Regions from separate parts of the Homo sapiens genome. Here all the other regions are linked to region 1. Evidence: chromatin contacts called from ENCODE Hi-C or POLR2A ChIA-PET data. All regions are on one chromosome and are shown on one strand. Each heading gives the region's core, a stretch centred on a gene start or an enhancer-like site at or near the end of the contact. The rest is flanking DNA. Distances are from core to core; before and after follow the strand shown.

Region 1 (3,951 bases), core at 570-3,069:
ACCCAGTGAACAGTGTCCGATTTGTAAACCATGATATGAATTTATTGACAAAAACTGTACAGCTAGTATAACTAGTCCTAGTTATATGCCTTGGACAATCCCTTCTTATTGGGTATGTAGATTTATTTGAGAGACTCCCTGAATGATGGAAAGGCTACTAGCTGAGTTTGGAATCAGAGTATGGGCCTTTGTATGCTCTTAACGGAGATCCAGAATTTAGGTTTGCTAGGATATAAACTCCACGAAGGCAGGGATTTACTGACGTATCTTAAGAGACTAGAACATAGTAAGCATTCACTAAGTATCTGTTGAATGAGTGAGTGAATCTGAATTAAGATTTAACTGCCCTGAGAGTAAGTGTTGGTTCTGGTCATTAGAATCAGTTGCCTCGTTCCTGGACAGAGTTCCTGGGAGCCTCATAGAACATTCTTATTCAGATTCTTCTGGTTTTAGACTCTTTGTGGACCCCACCCTTCGGTTATGACAGCATTAACTGGGTATGTGACACTTAGGTTACACATGGTTTACTCTCTCTGATGAAATGTGGGAGACACTGTGGCCTCTGTAGCCCATTTACAGATCATTTCATAGGGTAACTTTATTTTTTTCAAATCTTGTCCCAAGTTCTATGAGGGTTCTTGTTTTACATTTTCCAAGTTACTAACTTCCAGCTCAGGTAGGTAAGGGACAACTGAATTGTGGTGGCTGCTATTTTTTGTGCAGGTGTTGATCTACCGGCTGTCAAGGAGTCCAAATGGAAGATCTCAAAGCCCTTAACAGACTATAACAAAGAAGAGATTGGCTGAATATTCATACCCTTGTGAGTTCAAGGGAGTTGTAGGGATGGTCTGGGTAGCCATGCAAGTTCAGAGAGCTCATTCTTTCTGCCTCCTTTCAGCTCTGCCTCCGCAGCTGGCTGATTTTAGTATACGAAGCTCCCTGTAAGCCCGCAGCCTATCGACTTCCACAGTCCCAGACTAAGGCACCGAAGCCTTACTGTTCTCTCTGGAGTCTAGGTCAGGTCCTGAGGTGAAGGGGTAGGGTGGGGGCGGGCAGGACGCAGGTGCAGCCCCGTGGTCCCGGATCTAACTCACATCTCTGGGAATGGGAACCGAAGTCACCGCTTAGGTCTCCCCCAGCGGTTTTCGGTTCAGGTCTCTGTGCTCCTCACCTGGATATGGGCGCCCTGGGGGCCTGGCTTCCTCCGCAGAGACCAGAAGCGATCTCTGTGTTCCGGATTTTCCCTTTATCTTTCCTCTCCCCAGTGTCCTCTCTGTTTCCCAACCTCCCCATACCGAGGACCCCACAACCCGCCCCGGGATGGCGCCTGGCTGCTCGCACCCTAATTCAGGACCCCAATTGGTGGGAGAGGAACCGCGGTCCTCAAGCTTGCAGGACACAGGGCCGCTGCCCGGAATGCTGTGGGGGTGGGGACCCTCGCCGCCCCGCCCCCACCAGCGGCCTGCCCCGCCCCCTCCCACGCACGTCACGTCCGGCCCGGCCTCCGCCCGCCAGCCGCTCTCCTCCCGCTCGCCGTTAGGGAGGCTCTGCACCTCAGCCGCCGCCTCTGTCGCCACTCTCTCCCCCTGTTCCGCGTCTGCGTCGCCACCACCGCCGGGGGTATCCGGGGGGTCGCTTACCGGGCTGGCCCCGCGCCACAGCCGTAGCTTTAACCTCCCGTCAGCGGCCGCCCCAGGAAGAGGCTTCTCGGCCGCGGAGCCACTTGGGGCCTCAGTTCTCGCCCTCTTGCCGTCGCCGCGGGTCCTGGAGAAGCGGCCGCGGCCAGGGAACGGGGCATCGCGGTTCCAACGGTAGGTAAACGGGCGGGTACCCGGATCTGCGCATGCGCGGGTTGCAGGTCGCCGCGGCCCTTCCCCTCCTGTTGCCCCCCAGCGCCGCCTGCCACCCGCGCCTGCTCTCGGGCGTTGCGTTTCGGGATGTGGAGGACTCTAGCAGGTGGGGCGTTCCGTGGAGAGGGCCCCCTTTCCGCTGGAGAAAGAGGAAGATGAAGCCGTGTCCCTGGCTGCCGGGGGGTGTGGCAGCCTTGGATTTGCAGCGGCTGCAGTGCAGTTGAGCGGGCGTGCCCCTCACCTCCAGCCCCTCCAGAGTAGATGGCGCGACACCCCACGTTTCTTTGCTGACCTCTCCTGCCCGCTGGCGCTGCGCCTCTTCCCCGCCCACTTCCTTCATGCTGGGCAGTGAAGTTGATGTAGAAGAAAAAGGAGTGTGTTTTATTCTGGGCTCAACTGCGCCCCTTTTTAAGGTCACGTGAGATGAGTGGTTGCGGACTTCCTTAAATCGCTCAGAGAATATAGCCAAAATTGGGCTGTTGGTGCACTGGGGCCTTGTCTAGAATGCGCTCTGCATAGGCCAGGCTGGAGGGGGACACTTTGTATAGCATTAGGGTTCGCGTGGCACGCCTGGTTTCCTAGATGAGGTTGTAGGAATCGGTTGGCACATTTGCGCAGTGGGAAACTGTTAAGCCCTTTTTGTTTGTAATCAGTTAAAATCAAACTGACTTTTAGAAAGACGGTGGATTATTTCATTTGGTTCCCCGTTTCGCCTTCTAATCAGTGAAAAAAGTTGGGCATTTACTTTGAAGGATCTGATAATCTAAAATGGTAGCCAGAATCATTACCAGTAGTAATGCAGACTATTAACATTAACTGGGGTGCACCTGTTTAGAGAGACAGACATTAAAGGGTGGTTTTGAATTATTTGTCTTTTTAGAGCTGGGTTAGTGTGAGGCTATTTTCAACCTTCCTTTTTTGGTAACCTTGAAATGCTTGTTGGCCTGGTTTTCTCACAGGTACTGTGCATTTACTAAGTGCTTGTTGATGGAATTGAATGGACTGATAATTATTTGTATATCCATTGGGAGCGCCTTCTTACTTTTTTTTTTTTTTCCTTGAGACAGTTTCGCTCTGTCGTACAGGCTGGAGTGCAGTGGAGCGATCTCGGTTCACTGCAACCTCCTCCTCCCGGATTCAAGCGATTCTCCTGCCTCAGCCTCCTGAGTAGCTGGGACTACAGGCGCCCGCCACCACGCCTGACTAATTTTTGTATTTTTGGTAGAGATCAGATTTCACTAAGTTGGCCAGGCTGGTCTTGAACTGACCTCAAGTGATCCGCCTGCCTCAGCCTCCCAGAGTTCTGGGATTACAGGCGTGAGTCACCGTGCCTTGCCCCCTTCTTACTTTTTTAATCCGTGCTGCTTTTAAAATTGGAGTAATAGTTTCTCCAGTTTAATTTTATTACTAATTTAGACACGTGTGTGACACAGCTTAAGTTCTTGGAAAATGTAGAAGGGCATATTGCAGTGGCATAATTCATTGGGTGGTGTAAATGTTAGTTTTTTTTATTAGAATGTCATTGTTTTAGGAGAGAAAATGGCTGAAATGAATCTGTTGACTTGTCAGTGTTTCCCCACCAATAAAATAACTGCTTTTATAATCAGTTATGAATAACCTCAATCCATCGCTGCATAGCTCCTCCATCATCGTATTCAAATTTTAAATTTGGGGACTATAATAGTGTAAATTACTGTTTTGTTTTTTTTTTTGAGACAGGGCATCACTGTCGCCCAGGCTGGAGTGCAGTGGTGCAATCTCGGCTGACTGCAACCTCTGCCTCCCAGGTTCTAACGATTCTTCTGACTTAGCCTCCCGAGTAGCTAGGACTACCGGTGCTTGCCACTGCGCCTGACTAATTTTTGTATTTTTTGTAAGACGGGGTTTTGCCATGTTGCCCAGGCTGGTCTCAAACTCCTGACCTCAGATGATCTGCCTGCTTCTGCCTCCCAAAGTGCTGGGATTACAGGTGTGAGCCACCTTGCCACCTTGCCCAGCCTTACGTTCAATTTTTTTTTTTGGGGGGGGGGGACGGAGTTTCATTCTTGTTGCCCAGGCTGAAGTGCAAATTTTAGTGTGTAAATTATACCTTAATAAATGT
Region 2 (3,951 bases), core at 478-2,977, 2.7 Mb before region 1:
TTTTGTATTTTTAGTAGAGATGGGGTTTCACCATGTTGGCCAGGCTGCTCTTGAACTCCTGACCTCGTGATCCAACCGCTTCAGCCTCCCAAAGTGCTGGGATTACAGACATGAGCCACCGAGCTCAGCCGCATTTTTAATATTCTCAAATACTTTAAGAATCTGAGAATAATGAAGGCACTGAACAACCCACCACTACCAACACCAACCATTCAGGGGTAGGGATTATGGTGATCTTCTCCAGGTCACCGTTCCTACTGAAAGAGCAAAAATAATTTTTTTTTTTTTTTCAGATAGAGTCTTACTCTGTCGCCCAGGCTGGAGTGCAGTGGCACGATCTCAGCTCCTGCAACCTCCGCCTCCCGGGTTCAAGCGATTCTCCTGTCTCTGCCTCCCGAGTAGCTGGGATTACAGGCACATGCCACCACGCCCGGCTAATTTTTGTATTTTTAGTAGATACGGGGTTTCGCCATACAGGTCAGGCTGGTCTCAAACTCCTGACCTCAGGTGATCCACCCCCCTTGGCCTCCCAAAGTGATGGGATTACAGGCATGAGCCACTGTGCCCGGACAAAAAAATAATAATTTTTAATAAGGTAGCACTGGTTATCAGGTTTAGAGAGAGGAAAACTGTAACTTGAAGACAAGGGAACCAGCTCAAGGACACAGAACAAGCCTGTGGAATGATAAGATATGGATTTCTTGAATGAGCTAAAAAACTCAGACTGATAAGATGCTGTGATTGAATATCAATAAAAGATCTGTGCCCTATTGTTCACGATAGCACAAAGCATCTGCTAAGAGAGCATTAGAATCTTTCCGAAGTAAGGCAAAACTTAATCAGTGACATTACCAGCACGCTGTATGCCCTTCCAAAAATAGAGGATGTGGTGGTTCCATACTATGGCGATTATCTGCCCTAAGAGAAGTCCAAGTTCAAGTACACAATCCCTTATCTGCAATTCCAAAATCCAAAACTCTCTGACATCTGAAAATGTTTTTCTGAGATTCATTTTGAGGTAAATTCTAAGATGAACTCAGTCTACTTCTGATCTTTAGTCATCTCATTTACTAGGAATATTCATATATTTCGCTTAAAAATGTTACTGTTTGAGTCCAAGAGTTTCAGGAAAAAGTGTGGATATGAATTAAAATACTCCCTTACTACATATCCGTGTATAAGTCATTCATTTAATCTTGCAGCCTCCGTTTCCTCAACTGCAGAATGGAAATCAAAACTCCAACCTCTCAAGATTGCTCCAAGGATTAAATGACCAGGCATCCAAATCGCTTAGTTCAGTGTCAGTACATAGTGGGCACTCGATAAAAACCGATTGTAACACTACTGGAATACAGGCCGCGAGGCTATGCGTTCAGATCTGGAGACCCTGCTGGGACAGACCAGAGATAATTCTGTCTCGCTCACCTGGCTTTGGCAACGGACCGCCCCGGTGCACGAAGCGCAGGGCGGTCGCAGGAGCTGGCTGAGCAGCGAAGCCCAGGCCCTCCTGGGAAGAAGTCCGAGCAGGGGCATCGCGCGGCAGGACGCCGGCTTTCCGGGACAGGAACAAAAGGCCTGGGAAGGAGGCGGGTCAGACACCAGGAAGGGTGGAGGGCACTGCAAAGGCGGAACCCGCGCACCAGGGAAAACTCGGGCGTTTGCGCACCTCACTAGTCACGAAGGCTGAGGTGGGATCCTCCCAAGTTCCCTTAGTAGCCAGCTTCGGCACTTCCGGGAGGAGCCGGAAATAATTTTTGTGCTCGGCGGAGGCTCTCTAGGCGTGCGACCCAGCGACTCGATAGCCGGAAGTCATCCTTGCTGAGGCTGGGGCAACCACCGCAGGTCGAGACAGCAGGCGGCTCAAGTGGACAGCCGGGATGGCAGAGCGTGCGGCGCTGGAGGAGCTGGTGAAACTTCAGGGAGAGCGCGTGCGAGGCCTCAAGCAGCAGAAGGCCAGCGCCGAGCTGGTGAGATTTAGGCAGCAGGGGAGAGGGCCAAGGCAAAGCCTGGGAGGACGTAAAGCCAGGGTGTTCGGGACATAGGGTAGAGATGTGAGGGAAGCGACCAGTCTTGTAGGGAGGAGAGTGGGCTGCGTGGGGAGACATCCGGGGTGGGTCCCGAGAGAAACAAAGCTAGGCCTGAGCAGAGAGATGTGATGAGGGAGGAATATTGAATGAATGGCGGGGGAGGGAGGAGAGTGACAGATGGATAGCTCAGCGCCTTCTTTCCCTCCACAGATCGAGGAGGAGGTGGCGAAACTCCTGAAACTGAAGGCACAGCTGGGTCCTGATGAAAGCAAACAGAAATTTGTGCTCAAAACCCCCAAGGTAATATCATTCCTGTAGGGAGCCACTGAGAAAGTCTCTAACTCTACTCACGGGGCGCTTATGTCTGCCTCCCTAAACCAGGTCATTGAGGAGGATCTGAAATGCTGCAGAGGAGAGGACAGTCGCTCTGGGCGCTGGGCTGGACTGGACTCTACCTGAGTCATTCTGGGATGGCAAAGTGATGGCAGAAACTAGGCCAGCTGGGTGATCAGGGGAGTCAGCCTGCTGCTGCTACTCCTTCGTTCATTCAATAAATGTGTATTTAGCGCTATGTCTCTAGCACTATACAAAGCACTGAATATATACCATGGTGGACAATATAGCCTACCCTCATGGAGCTTACATTCTACTGAAGGAGAGAGACTTAGAACAAATAATCCCACACAGATTTTTTTGTTTTTTTTTTAAACAGAGTATCCTCTGTTGCACAGGCTGGAGTGCAGTGGCACATCTTGGCTCACTGCAGCCGCTGCCTCCTGGGTTCAAGCGATTCTCCTGCTTCAGCCTCCTGAGTAGCTGGGACTACAGGTGCCCACCACCATGCCCAGCTAATTTTTGTATTTTTAGTAGAGACGGGGTTTCACCATATTGGCCAGGATGGTCTTGAACTTCTGACCTCAAGTGATCTGCCCGCCTCAGTCTCCCAAAGTGCTGGGATTACAGACGTGTGCCACCGCACCCGGCCACCACATGTGGTTATGTAATTACATATTGTGAAAAATGATATAAAGAAATTAAGGTTGCTCTGAGAAAAATAAGGGAGAACTGGGGAGTCTGAGAAAGGCTAACTGAGGAAGTGATATACTAACTGATCTAATGAATGAGTAGGAGATAGCCAGAGGACAAGTGTGACAAAGATAGGTCCAGGTAGAGTATGGAAACCCTAAAGTGGGAAAGAACTTTGGTAGTTTTGAGGAACTAGAGGATGATCTACATGGCTAGAACTAAGTTAAGGAGAGTAGAGTGGAATGAGGTTGGAGATTCTGAGCTCATCCTCCAGTTCAGTTCCACTTTCTGTAAGTTCTATAAACAGAACTGTTTACCCCTTCATCTAGGTGCTCTTGGCACTTCATACATATTTGTTATTACACCAACTTTAAGTAGTTATTTATGTCGTTTATTTACCCTGAGACTGAGACTAGATGCCTAAATAGGTATAGTCAGCCCTCCATATCCCAAGGTCCCACATTCACAGATTCAACCAACTGTGGATCAAAACCATTCAGGGGAAAAGAAACGATTAAGAAAAAAAATCTGGCTGAGTGTGGTGGCTTACACCTGTAATCCCAGCACTTTGGGAGGCCACAAGGGGAGGATCATTTGAGCCCAGGAGCTTGAGACCAGCCTGAGCAACATAGTGAGTCCCTATCTCTAAAAACAAACAAACAAATAAAAACCTTTTGAAATCTAACAATAAAAATTTCAAATAAAAAATATAGTATAGCAACTATTTACATAGCCTTTACATTGTCTAAGGCATTATAAACACTCTAGAGACTATTTAAAGTATATAGGAGGATGTGCATATAATTTTATGTCAAGGGCTTGAGCATCCATGGATTTTTGGTATTCACATGGGGCCCAGAACAAATCTCCTGTGGATACTGAGGGATGATTCTATTTA
Region 3 (3,951 bases), core at 538-3,037, 2.6 Mb after region 1:
GTGTTCTATGAGAATGGCACGCTGTAGAGGGGCATGGAGGTGGGGCCGCCCCAAGATCAGCTCTTGGAGGAGTGTAGACTTTAATTCCACCTGGTGGTCCCTACAGAACGGAGAGTCCTTGCCCAAAGGCACAGAGAAGGATGGAACAACAATGTGGTGTGTGGGGGAGGGTCTCTGCACCTTTCCTGACATCTTTTCTTCGGGAGATCCTCATAGAACCATAATGCTTTGTTTTGGGACCAGAAGCATCATAAGCATCATCATTTTTCCAGCTTCATCTCCTGTTACTTTCCCCTTCACCCATTCTACTCCAACCTCACACTCGCTCTGTCTTGACTATTTTGGACACACTCCTACCCCAGCCTTTGCACTTGCTATTCCTCATGCTCGGCGCAGTTCTTCCCCAGACATCCACACGGCTTGCTCCCTCAATTTCTTCAGGCTTTAAATGTTACTTTCTCATAGAGGCCTTCTCTTGTATTTGAGCCTCACTCTTATCTCACACTTCCTATTCCCCTTCTCCGCCTTATTTTTCTCCACCCCATGGAGACCCTCTGACACATTCTCCCGTTTGTCTGTCTTTCCCCCACGAGACTGCAAACTACAGGAGGGCAGAGATTTCTGCCTGTTCTCTTGGCTGTTTCATATCCAGCACCCAAATCGATGTATGACACAAAATACGTTCTCAGTACTTAATCGAATTAACGAATGCATGAATGGCAGGTATTGGACATTGTTTTGCAAACTCTTAAAGTAAGGTGTAAAGCATCCCGGTGAGGTGGAGGTTACTGCCGCTGCGATTCCCGCGCAGCCTGAGGACTGGGGGGTGGGGGTGGGGGTCTCTAATTACCTCCATAATCCCCAGTAGCGGCACTTTAAACTTCACATCAACCCTGAGGGATGTGTATTATTATCCAAATTTAGTTCACAGCTGGATGGAGAAGTGGCTTCCGGCTCCACACTTTGGAGGGAGGGGAGTAGAGGGCAGGCCCCCATTTAAGTACCCGGGATGGGGCACCAATGCCTTCAGGCGGTAAACCAATTTAGGAAGACGTGGCGGGCTTTGTGGCGGCTCCTCCTCTTTCGGCCTGTCCGCAGTTTTTAAAAAACGTGTGTGATGATAAGGAATCACTGTCTACATTAGTAATTCCCAACTTGGGTCCGAAAGTGAACTTTTGCTGAAGCGAAGTAGCTAACCGCTTCCATGTGCAAGGCAGGTTCCAGACTTCGGGGTGAGGAGGATTAACTGAAGGACCCCAGGGGAACCGGGTGCGCAGTAATTGATCTTGGGGCAGACCAGGGCTTGGCGGTGGCCTGTATCTAAAGACAGCGGGGTCTCTGAGGCGGGGCAGGGGGGAGTTGGCATTGACTGGGGAGGGAAGAGCGATCGCTGGTAACAGCCATTGTGCCTTCCCACTGGGTTAGTGGGAAGGTTCCTAAAGATGCCGTGGCAGCGACAGTCCCGTGCTCAGAGCCAGGCACACAGTAGGCGTTCACTCGAGACGCAGAGTCTGGGACGCGCCCTGAAGAAGCTCCTCTCCAGGGGCCTGGCCCTTCCCAAGGACTGGGCTCTGGGCGTCCCCGGGGTCATGGGTCAGACCTCGCGTCCGGGGTGCGGGCTGGTGCCTGGGCGCAGAGCGGCCGGCGTCAACGGGTAGGGCGCGGGCCCGGGGTCAAGGCCGGGGCGCCGGGCGGCACGGGCGCGGAGGCCGGACGCTCGGGGCCGCGAAGGGATGTGACGAGCGGCGCGCTGTGCATTGTGGGAAGCCGGCCGCGAGGACTGGTTCCAGTTCACTCGGCAGCGGCGCCGGGCGGAGGGGGAGAGCGCGGGCCGCGCGGGCGGGAAGCGAAGAGGCGGGCGGGCCAGCGAGGAGCGCGGAGAGAAAAGGCGCGAGCGGCCAGGAGGGCTCAGGCCGAGACACCTTGCAGCTGCCGCCGCCGCCACCGAGCCGCCGCGTAAGTGCCGCGCGGGCCCCCTTGCCGCACTCCCTGTCCCCGCCGCTCGGGTCCGGCCGCGGGTGCCCGGGAGCGGCCCGGCCTGGCGCGCACCGGTGTGGTGCGGGCCGGGCTCGGGCCGCCGGGTTCGGTGTGGCCCACGCCGGGTCCTCGCGCGTGCACTACGTCCTCCCAGGCCTTGTCGGGCCGCGCGGGATTCCCTTTGGTTTTGTTCAAAAAAGAAACCTGGAAACCAACTTCTCTTCGAAACGCATCCCCCTGCCCGCGCCTGGGCGCTTTTGTGGGAAAAAAGCGGTGCTGGCGCCTACCCTGGCGACCCTTCCTGGGGCGGGCTCACGGGCCAGGCCCGAGGCCGCAGGAGGCCCCGCGGCGCTGGCTAGGCAGTCTGGGCCTGGGCACCCGGGAGCTGCTGTGAGCAGAGTTGTACTTGGTGAGGCCCCCGCCGGCCCGCGAGTTGCCGGCCCCGGCACAATAAGTCGGGCCCGAGCCCCGGGGGGCCGAGGTGTAGGCGTCTGGCTCGCTATCTGCAGGGAGGGGAAGGCGGGGGCTACTCGCGGGATTGAAGCCGGGCTGGTGCGGGGGACCGGGTTGGGGAGTGGTCCAAGGATGGGCTGGAGAGGGGCCACGGGAACCCCCGCTGCTCCCGATTGTCTCGGTATCAGCCTTTTGTTTGCTTTGTGGTAGGAAGGGTTTGCTTTTTTTAAAAGGTAACTCCGGAAGGCTGTAGGCTTCCCCGGGTGGAGAAGGCCAGCAGGAAAGAGCCTCGCTGGGGGTGGGGTGGAGTGGGGAGGTGAGTGTGCAGGATGCTGCTGGCAGTGTCACCTGACAACAGGTGTGCGACATGGCGCTCCCTACCCCCACTCCTGCAGGGGCCACAGATCACTCAAGGAGTTGGTCAGTACATTGCTTGAAAGGTTCTTTTAGACAAGATGTTAGGGGAAATGTTTCTGAGTTTCAAAGTGAGAGACTTCTGTACAAACAACTGGGACAAACCTTGAATTCAACAATTACAATGACTATAAAGGCCTTGTAAGATTTTAATGACCCAGTAAACAGCACATAAGAATAGACAATTAGAGGGGGCACTCCTGCTAGCTTCCCTCTTTTCTTCCACCTTTGTGGTTTGAGGTTTTACCGTTAAAGTAGGGGGTAAGGGAAGTGTTTTGTTCCAAAGCTCCCTGCTCCAGGGAGTCGGGCATTTTTTAACAGTCTTAGGTTTGAATGGGAGACTCGAGTTGTAAATTAGGTGGAATTCACCTACTGCAGGCCACCTTTAGGCTACTAGCCTGTTGTCAGAGGTGTTAACTCTGAAATGGACACCTCTTGCCTGCAACTGGAATTAATACCCATTGTACACATTTAACTAGAGTTGGGCAGCAGCATCTCAGTCTTGCACAAGAGACTCTCTGATGAGGATGAGTATGTTTTCAAACTTATTTTTTCTTAAACACAACAAAACTCTTGAAAGACTTCAAATTCTTCCCCCTTCTAGTTTTACAAGGAGAGAGAAATCTTTCCAGTCTGTTCTTTGGCTTCGATCTGTCACCATTGTTAATGCTGATCCCTAGATAAGGCATTAAGAGGGTTGTCTAAATGAAAATTGTTTGAGGCAGGCCTTTAGAAGGAGGCATAATTTAACTCACATTTTATTAAACTTTAAGAATTGTCTGGAACTTCACATGTGACATTCTAGTATACAACCATGCCACTGGTTTAGTTTTTACCAAATGGGCCAGTGTCAGGGAGTGACACATCTCCATCTGATGTTTCTTCTGGTCCCTGAGAGAGGCGAACTTGAGGAGCGCCTCGCATTCCTTCCCCACTGAGAAGCTCAGAGGGCATGTGTTCTGGGACCTGCCTTCAGAGCTAATGCGGCCCCAAGTCACCTAAAGGAGATTTATTTAAATAAAAGCATAAACTGAAAACCTCAAGCCGAAGAACCCAACAAGACTCTATATGTGTTGTTCATCAGAACTGCAACAGCCTCTGGTTTTA

The links. A loop is a pair of places that touch in the nucleus more often than their neighbours do. ChIA-PET counts read pairs that join two places held with the same protein, here RNA polymerase II (POLR2A). Pooled maps may share reads with other maps.
Region 2: a pooled map shows a loop between it and region 1 (5-fold over the local background). The contact joins the promoter of HARS2 here to the promoter of FAM13B-AS1 in region 1. A Hi-C loop is called at or near these places in 1 of 168 maps with a recorded cell type or tissue (CD8-positive, alpha-beta T cell) and 2 of 50 pooled maps. POLR2A ChIA-PET finds 5 or more read pairs at or near these places in 1 of 52 experiments (PC-9).
Region 3: a map of naive thymus-derived CD4-positive, alpha-beta T cell shows a loop between it and region 1 (13-fold over the local background). The contact joins the promoter of MACROH2A1 here to the promoter of FAM13B-AS1 in region 1. A Hi-C loop is called at or near these places in 1 of 168 maps with a recorded cell type or tissue (naive thymus-derived CD4-positive, alpha-beta T cell), 2 of 37 single-sample maps with no recorded cell type and 7 of 50 pooled maps.

Annotation. Positions count from the first base shown.
Region 1 is chr5:138,030,642-138,034,592 of GRCh38, reverse strand. FAM13B-AS1 (FAM13B antisense RNA 1) reads right to left here and starts at 1,819. Exons shown (of 2, transcript NR_037900.2): 1 at 1,641-1,819. FAM13B (family with sequence similarity 13 member B) reads left to right here and starts at 1,514. Exons shown (of 24, transcript NM_001385994.1): 1 at 1,514-1,811. LOC124901077 (a long non-coding RNA gene) reads right to left here and starts at 1,454. Exons shown (of 2, transcript XR_007058952.1): 1 at 1,342-1,454; 2 at 1-1,098. RefSeq lists silencers at 1,806-1,855, 1,866-1,935 and enhancers at 1,442-2,325, 2,426-2,485, 3,700-3,951.
Region 2 is chr5:140,689,231-140,693,181 of GRCh38, reverse strand. HARS2 (histidyl-tRNA synthetase 2, mitochondrial) reads right to left here and starts at 1,727. Exons shown (of 13, transcript NM_012208.4): 1 at 1,426-1,727. The coding sequence starts at 1,533. It overlaps HARS1 (histidyl-tRNA synthetase 1), which reads left to right and starts at 1,812. Exons shown (of 13, transcript NM_002109.6): 1 at 1,812-1,967; 2 at 2,238-2,327. The coding sequence starts at 1,878. RefSeq lists enhancers at 1,476-1,545, 1,626-1,715, 1,876-2,105 and promoters at 1,377-1,693, 1,758-1,784, 1,756-1,877, 1,427-1,877.
Region 3 is chr5:135,397,067-135,401,017 of GRCh38, reverse strand. It overlaps MACROH2A1 (macroH2A.1 histone), which reads left to right and starts at 1,787. Exons shown (of 9, transcript NM_138610.3): 1 at 1,787-1,956. RefSeq lists enhancers at 530-1,035, 1,036-1,541 and silencers at 1,442-1,901, 1,912-2,081, 2,392-2,451.